Linked DNA regions of Homo sapiens: region 1 is linked to region 2. The links are chromatin loops, found by intact Hi-C in ENCODE. Cell type or tissue: dorsolateral prefrontal cortex. All regions are shown on one strand. Links, peaks and the distances in the headings refer to the core of each region. The heading gives the core; the rest is flanking DNA. Region 1 overlaps UBAP2 (ubiquitin associated protein 2). Region 2 overlaps UBE2R2-AS1 (UBE2R2 antisense RNA 1).

Region 1 (2,902 bases), core at 267-2,766, 110 kb before region 2:
GACGAGCTCCAGATGCTGCAGTCACGGCTGCCAGTGGTGAGTGGGGTATGGACTGGTCGGAGCAGAGGGTTCAGAATCTTTTACATGTCCCCCCTCTTATGGTCTTGGCTGCCACACTCTCTGGCCCTTAGGATCCTCTGCCTGAGGAACCTCTCAGCACCACTACTGAGAAAGCTGTTTTCATCTGGCGGTTGTGCCAGGCGTGACCATAGCTTTAGCACAGAGTATCCAGTGCTCATCCCTGGGAAACATGAAGGCCTTTGGGACCTGGGGCCCTGGTAGGCCATGTCCCCTGTTAAATGTTGGTCCTTATCTTCCCTCCTCCATCTTGTTTTCTCTCTCTTTTTTAAAAAGAAAAACCATATGACACAAGACATGGAGGTTGCTTACGTGGCCCTGGAGTTTTATACTGTCTTCCTCTTCCTCAGAGTACCATATAGTGTCTTTGGTCTGAGATGGCCAGTGACTGCTCTTCTGCAATCAGCTGAGTGAGTGGCTTGAGCTGATGGTCTTTAAGGTCTCTTCTGGGTCTGGCCTCCCATCTAGATTTGTGAGAATGCCTGCCCTGGGACGTCCCTGGTGGTTGCAGCCTTACTCTGAGACCAGGGTTGCCTCTTTCTTCTGACCGTTGGTGCCAGAATGCAGTGTGGGCCTTTCCTGGGATAGCCACATGAACAGAACTGTGGGGACAGAGGGGAATAGGCCCGCTCCTTGCCCTGCCCATGGGCAGGACTTCCTCCTGGGAGCCACTGTCTTCTTGCTCTGCCATTTCCCAGGGCACTTGTCAGAGAGTTGCAGGCAGTTTGGACACCACCTCTGCTGGATACAGTCTTTCCTGTTGCTGGAGGAAGAGGCTTTCTCCCTTGTGCAGTGATGCCTTCTTCCCCGTGGGTGTTGCTCCCTTCTCTGCTGCACCACAAAGAGCTGACGGAGCTGCTCTTGTTTCAGAAGAGTAGCCCTTTCCACTGGCTGGCCGTATTTCCAGAAGCAGAGGCCTAGCCTGGGAGCGGAGCGGCTTCTCCCCACTGTGCAAACCAGCAGCCCTTTAATCTGCCGGCCAAAGGCCCAAACTGCAGGAGGTGGTGCTGAGCCCCGGGATTCATTCTGCTTCAGGGGCTCTCCGTGGTCTCCACACTTATTCACAGCACTCTTTTGGCTTTTATCACTTTGTGCCTTAGAGAAAACACCCTCTGGAGCCCACCTTTTGAGATATGTTGCTCTTTCTATCCCTCGGGTTGTTTGTTCACCTCTGCTGCTTGTGAGCCTAGTTCCTGCCTGGAGAATTCTCGTGTTCTGTGAAAGTGCTCCCCCTTCTGGGCTTTCTCTGCTCCCGTCCTCAGTTGTGCAGCTCTGTGTGTTCCCAGCTCTGCCTCTTCCGGGGGTTCTAGGCTGCTATGGGTTTCCGGGAGGTTTCCTGGAGGGTGTGAGTGCCATTCCCAGCCAGGATGGCTCCTTTCTGGGATCGGGCACAGCCCAAGGGCTTTGCCTTTCCTCAGGGGCCAGGTGTGTCCAGGAGTGCGAGGCCCTGGATGGTGAGTGAGGGTCAGGTCAGACCTCCCCTCCTCCACGAAGCTCCACTGTGCTTTGCCGTCTCTGTCTCCACACTTTGTTGTATCTGCCATACTTCCCCCAAGTCCTGGGCCAGGGGTGTCCAATGTTTTGGCTTCCTTGGGCCACATTGAAAGAATAATTGTCTTGGGCCACACATAAAATACACTAACATTAAAGATAGCTGATGAGCTTAAAAAAATTGCAAACAAATTTCATGTTTTAAGAAAGACGAATTTGTGTTGGGCCACATTCAAAGCTGTCATGGGCCGTGGGTTGGACAAGCTTGTCCTAGGCCATGTCAGTGTTTTGAGAGCAGTGTAGGTGGTGACAGGCCAGTTCTGGGCTTCACCTGGGGTCCTGCTTATTCCCGTGCCTACCTGGCACTGCCCCCTGTCCCCCCTTAAACCTTTCAGGCCCCTGCACTTCTGTTGCCTCCTTTTTCAGGTCTGCTCTGTTTAGTCAGCTTTCCTAGCTGCTCTAGTCTCTCACACAGAAAAGCCAGCGAAGTTGGTTCAGCCCGAGGCATTCACACAAGCACCTGCCTGTGGTGTCAAATGGATGTGTGAGGCTTGGTCTCCAGCAGCTCTGCCTGGTGAAGCTGCAGGGTTGGCCGGTCTGTGTGCTTATGTGTTAGGCAGGCCGCCTAGTTGCACACTCTTCCGAGGGGCACCATTTACTTGGCGTTCCCTGGGACTGCTGGCTCTCAGGCATGGAGTCTGTTTCAGGAGTGTGGCGTCACCACTTCCATGTGCTGGTTCTGCTCTCCTGGGAGTCAAGCAGGGCCAGTCGCTGATCAAGCCTCCCTGGTCTCTCCTAGGACTACTATGGAATTCCCTTTGCTGCACCCACAGCGCTTGCCAGCCGAGATGGGAGCCTAGCTAATAATCCATATCCAGGTGAGTTTGCTCAATGGATGAGGAGTAGCCCGGGGCCGGCCTAGCGCGAACTCCAGGAGCTGGGAAGCAGCAACAGCAAGCTGAGAGAGGCCTCTTAGTAGCCTGTGCTGAGCTGGCAGCCAGACCTGTTCCTGTTTGCAGAAGCCAGTGTGGCCTTTCTCTGGTTGGAGGAAGGGCAGTGGCTGGAGTCAGTGCTCTTTCCTAGGTGATGTCACAAAGTTTGGCCGTGGGGACTCTGCATCCCCTGCACCCGCTACCACACCAGCTCAGCCACAGCAGAGCCAATCACAGACCCACCACACAGCCCAGCAGCCCTTCGTGAATCCTGCACTGCCACCTGGCTATAGCTACACTGGTCTTCCCTACTACACAGGCATGCCCAGTGCCTTCCAGTATGGCCCCACCATGTTTGTGAGTATTTCAGAGGGTGTGACTGTGTCTCCTGGCCTTGGGTT
Region 2 (2,902 bases), core at 279-2,778:
TACCAGACTACATTCAGTTTTCCTGTTTCTGTAGATTCCTCTTGACTGTGGCAGTTTCTTAGACTTTGTTCTGATGACCTTAACAGTTTTGAAGAATACTGGTCAAGTATTTTGTAGACTGTCCCTCAATTGGGATTGTGATGCTTTTCTCATGATTAGACTGGGATTATGAGTTTTTGAGGGTAAGATCACAGAGGTGAAATGCCATTTCATCACATCATATTAAGGGCACAAATAGCAACATGACTTAGCAATGTTGATGTTGACCTTGATTGTCTGGCTGAGGAAGTGTGTCAAGTCTTTCTACTGTAAAGTTACTCTGCCCCTTCCTCCCCTTTTCTATACTGTACTCTTTGGAATGGAGTCACTCTACACAATCCACACTTAAGCAGCCCCCCCTCCTTTTTTTTTGGCCTTTTTTTTCCTGTAAAAGACGAGGTCTCAGTGTTTTAAAACATCCTTTTCTAGCCGCCAACGCTACTGTCCAGGTCTTGAGACCGAACTCTACTGGAATTAGAGCTCCCCTCAGAGAAGAGGGAGTATCCTAGTGAATGCAGCCCCTCTTATCAAAATGATGGTTTATGTCCCATTCTGTCTTTCCCTCCAGTACCAGTCAATTTAGGGACAAGAGGATTGCTGACCCGGAAATGTGAAAGATGATGTTGACACCTTTAATAGCAAGGCGGTGAGCAGATAAATAGGTAGAAAGGTCATCTTCAAAGCATTTCACCCACAAAAACTCATCACAGCCCCACCCTGACCTGGAGGGTGATGAAGCCCTAGTCTAACCCACTGGAACGTATACCTGGCACTCAGACCAGAAGCGGCCCCCTGGGCTCATGTCAACTCACAAACTCACTAAGCATCCACTGCGGGCATGCCTCTATGCTGGGAGGTTGGAAGCTCAATGCGTTAATGAGTTTTATAATCAAGGCTGTTTATTCTCAGGTCACAGGAACTGGAATTCCACAGAACTAGCTCATGTGTTTTTATTCTAGCCAGTAAGACATTGTTTATTAGTAGACTGCCACTGTGTCTTATTCATGCCTGAATCCTCAGCAACAGGCACACCATCTGACACAAAGTAGACACTAAGTAATTGTTCTCAAGAGACTCATGGCCAAGGACAGGAAGACAATGAGTAATCACAAAATCACAAATTGAACCCTACCCTCTATCCCCATGCCTATCTGTTCTCTCAAGCACATAGTAGGTGCTCAAGACTATAAATTCCAAAACTCTACACCAGCTACTCCAATGTTTGGCACATATTAAGTGCTCAAAACATATTTGTTAAAAAGAATGAATGCTAGAAACAGCTTCCTAGAGCTTTCTCATATTGTTTCATAATGGCATGTAGATTGACTTGCCTGATTGGTGCCCTCTGGTGGTAAAGAAAAACAGCACTCAAAATTTAAATTTAAAAAATAATATTTTTTTTTAAAAAGAAAACAGAGCGCTTAACGCTCAGTGTCAGGCATCACCTGGTACTTTCCAACCAGGGTACTTCTTCTTCTTCCTCTTCTTTTTTTTTTTTTTTTTTTTTTAACTGAGACAGAGTCTTGCTCTGTCACCCAGGCTGGAGTGCAGTAGCATGATTTTGGCTCGCTGCAACCTCCGCCTCCTGGGTTCCAGCAATCCTCCCACCTCAGTCCCCGGAGTAGCTGGGACTACAGGCGCAGTGCCACCACACCGGACTAATTTTTGTATTTTTAGTAGAGACAAGGTTTCATTATGTTGCCCAGGCTGGTCTTGAACTCCTGAGCTCAAGCAATCCGCCCACCTCAAACTCTCAAAGTGCTGAGATTACAGGTGTGAGCCACCATGGCAGGCCCACTACTAATTTTAGAGGAAGACTGTGGCTCCTTAAGAGTAGTGTCCAAGTTTTACATATATGTTAACATATTAAATTTCAAAAAGTTGGCCAGGCGCAGCGGCTCATGCCTGTAATCCCAGCACTTTGGGAGGCTGAGGCAGGCAGATCATTTGAGGTCAGGAGTTCGAGATCAGCCTCGCCAACATGGTGAAACTTTTTTCAACATGGTTAAATTTTTTTCCTAAGTATTTTATTTTCTTGTAGCTATTATAAATGGGATTTCCTTCTTGAATTCTTTCTCGGCTAGTTATTACTGGTGTATAGAAATGCTACTAATTTTTGTATGTTGATTTTTTTATCCCACAACTTTTTTTTTTTTTTTTTGAGACAGAGTCTTGCTCTGCAGCCCAGGCTGGAGTGCAGTGGAGCAATCTTGGATCACTGCAACCTCTGCCTGCTGGGTTCAAGCGCTTGTCCTGTCTCAGCCCCCTGAGTAGCTGGGACTACAAGCACATGCCACCATGCCCGGCTAATTTTTGTGTTTTTAGTTGAGATGGGGTTTCACTGTATTGGTCAGGCTGGTCTTGAACTCCTGACCTTAGGTGATCCTCCCGTCTTGGCCTCCCTAAATGCTGGGATTACAGGCGTGAGCCACCATGCCTGGCCATATCCTACAACTGTACTGAACTTATTTATCAGATCTAAGAGCTTTTGCTGGAGTTGTTAGGTTTTTGTAAATACAAGATCATGTCATCTGCATAGAGGGACAATTTTACTTTCTCTTTTCCAATTTGGATATCTTTTGCTTGTTTCTATTGCCTGATTGCTCTGGCTAAGACTTCCAGTACTGTGTTGAATATGAGTGGCGAAAATAGACATCCTTGTCTTGTTCCAGTTCCTAGAGGAAAAGCTGAAAGCTATGATAGTATGATGTTAACTGTGGGTTTGTCATATGTAGGCTTTATTATGTTGAGGTATTATACACTCCTTCAATGCCTAGTTTGAGAGTTTTTATCATGAAGAGATTTTGAATTGTATCAAATGCTTTTTCTACATCTCTTGAAATGACCTTATGGTTTTTGTCCT

Evidence for each region. A loop is a pair of places that touch in the nucleus more often than their neighbours do. Peaks named below come from ENCODE experiments on the same cell type or tissue, not always from the same donor. Only the 100,000 strongest peaks of a DNase experiment are listed, where the experiment ranks them.
Region 1: it touches region 2 in a loop (2.8-fold over the local background); 49 of 110 quality-filtered maps call a loop at or near these places.

The regions. Positions count from the first base shown.
Region 1 is chr9:33,923,751-33,926,652 of GRCh38, reverse strand. It overlaps UBAP2 (ubiquitin associated protein 2), which reads left to right. Exons shown (of 29, transcript NM_001370062.2): 22 at 1-36; 23 at 2,369-2,447; 24 at 2,653-2,858. Among named protein-coding and RNA genes, the nearest start is that of SNORD121B, 9.2 kb to the left of the region's middle. RefSeq lists an enhancer at 1,298-1,537. In dorsolateral prefrontal cortex, for the core only: CTCF peaks have their summits at 1,085 and 1,284 (motif pointing left); a DNase peak (open chromatin) is centred at 1,312; H3K27ac peaks cover 2,223 bases.
Region 2 is chr9:33,812,350-33,815,251 of GRCh38, reverse strand. All of the region lies in intron 1 of UBE2R2-AS1 (UBE2R2 antisense RNA 1), which reads left to right. It also overlaps a transcript of UBE2R2 not described here. Among named protein-coding and RNA genes, the nearest start is that of UBE2R2, 3.4 kb to the left of the region's middle. In dorsolateral prefrontal cortex, for the core only: CTCF peaks have their summits at 1,177 and 1,381 (motif pointing left); a DNase peak (open chromatin) is centred at 846; H3K4me3 peaks cover 1,178 bases; H3K27ac peaks cover 2,478 bases.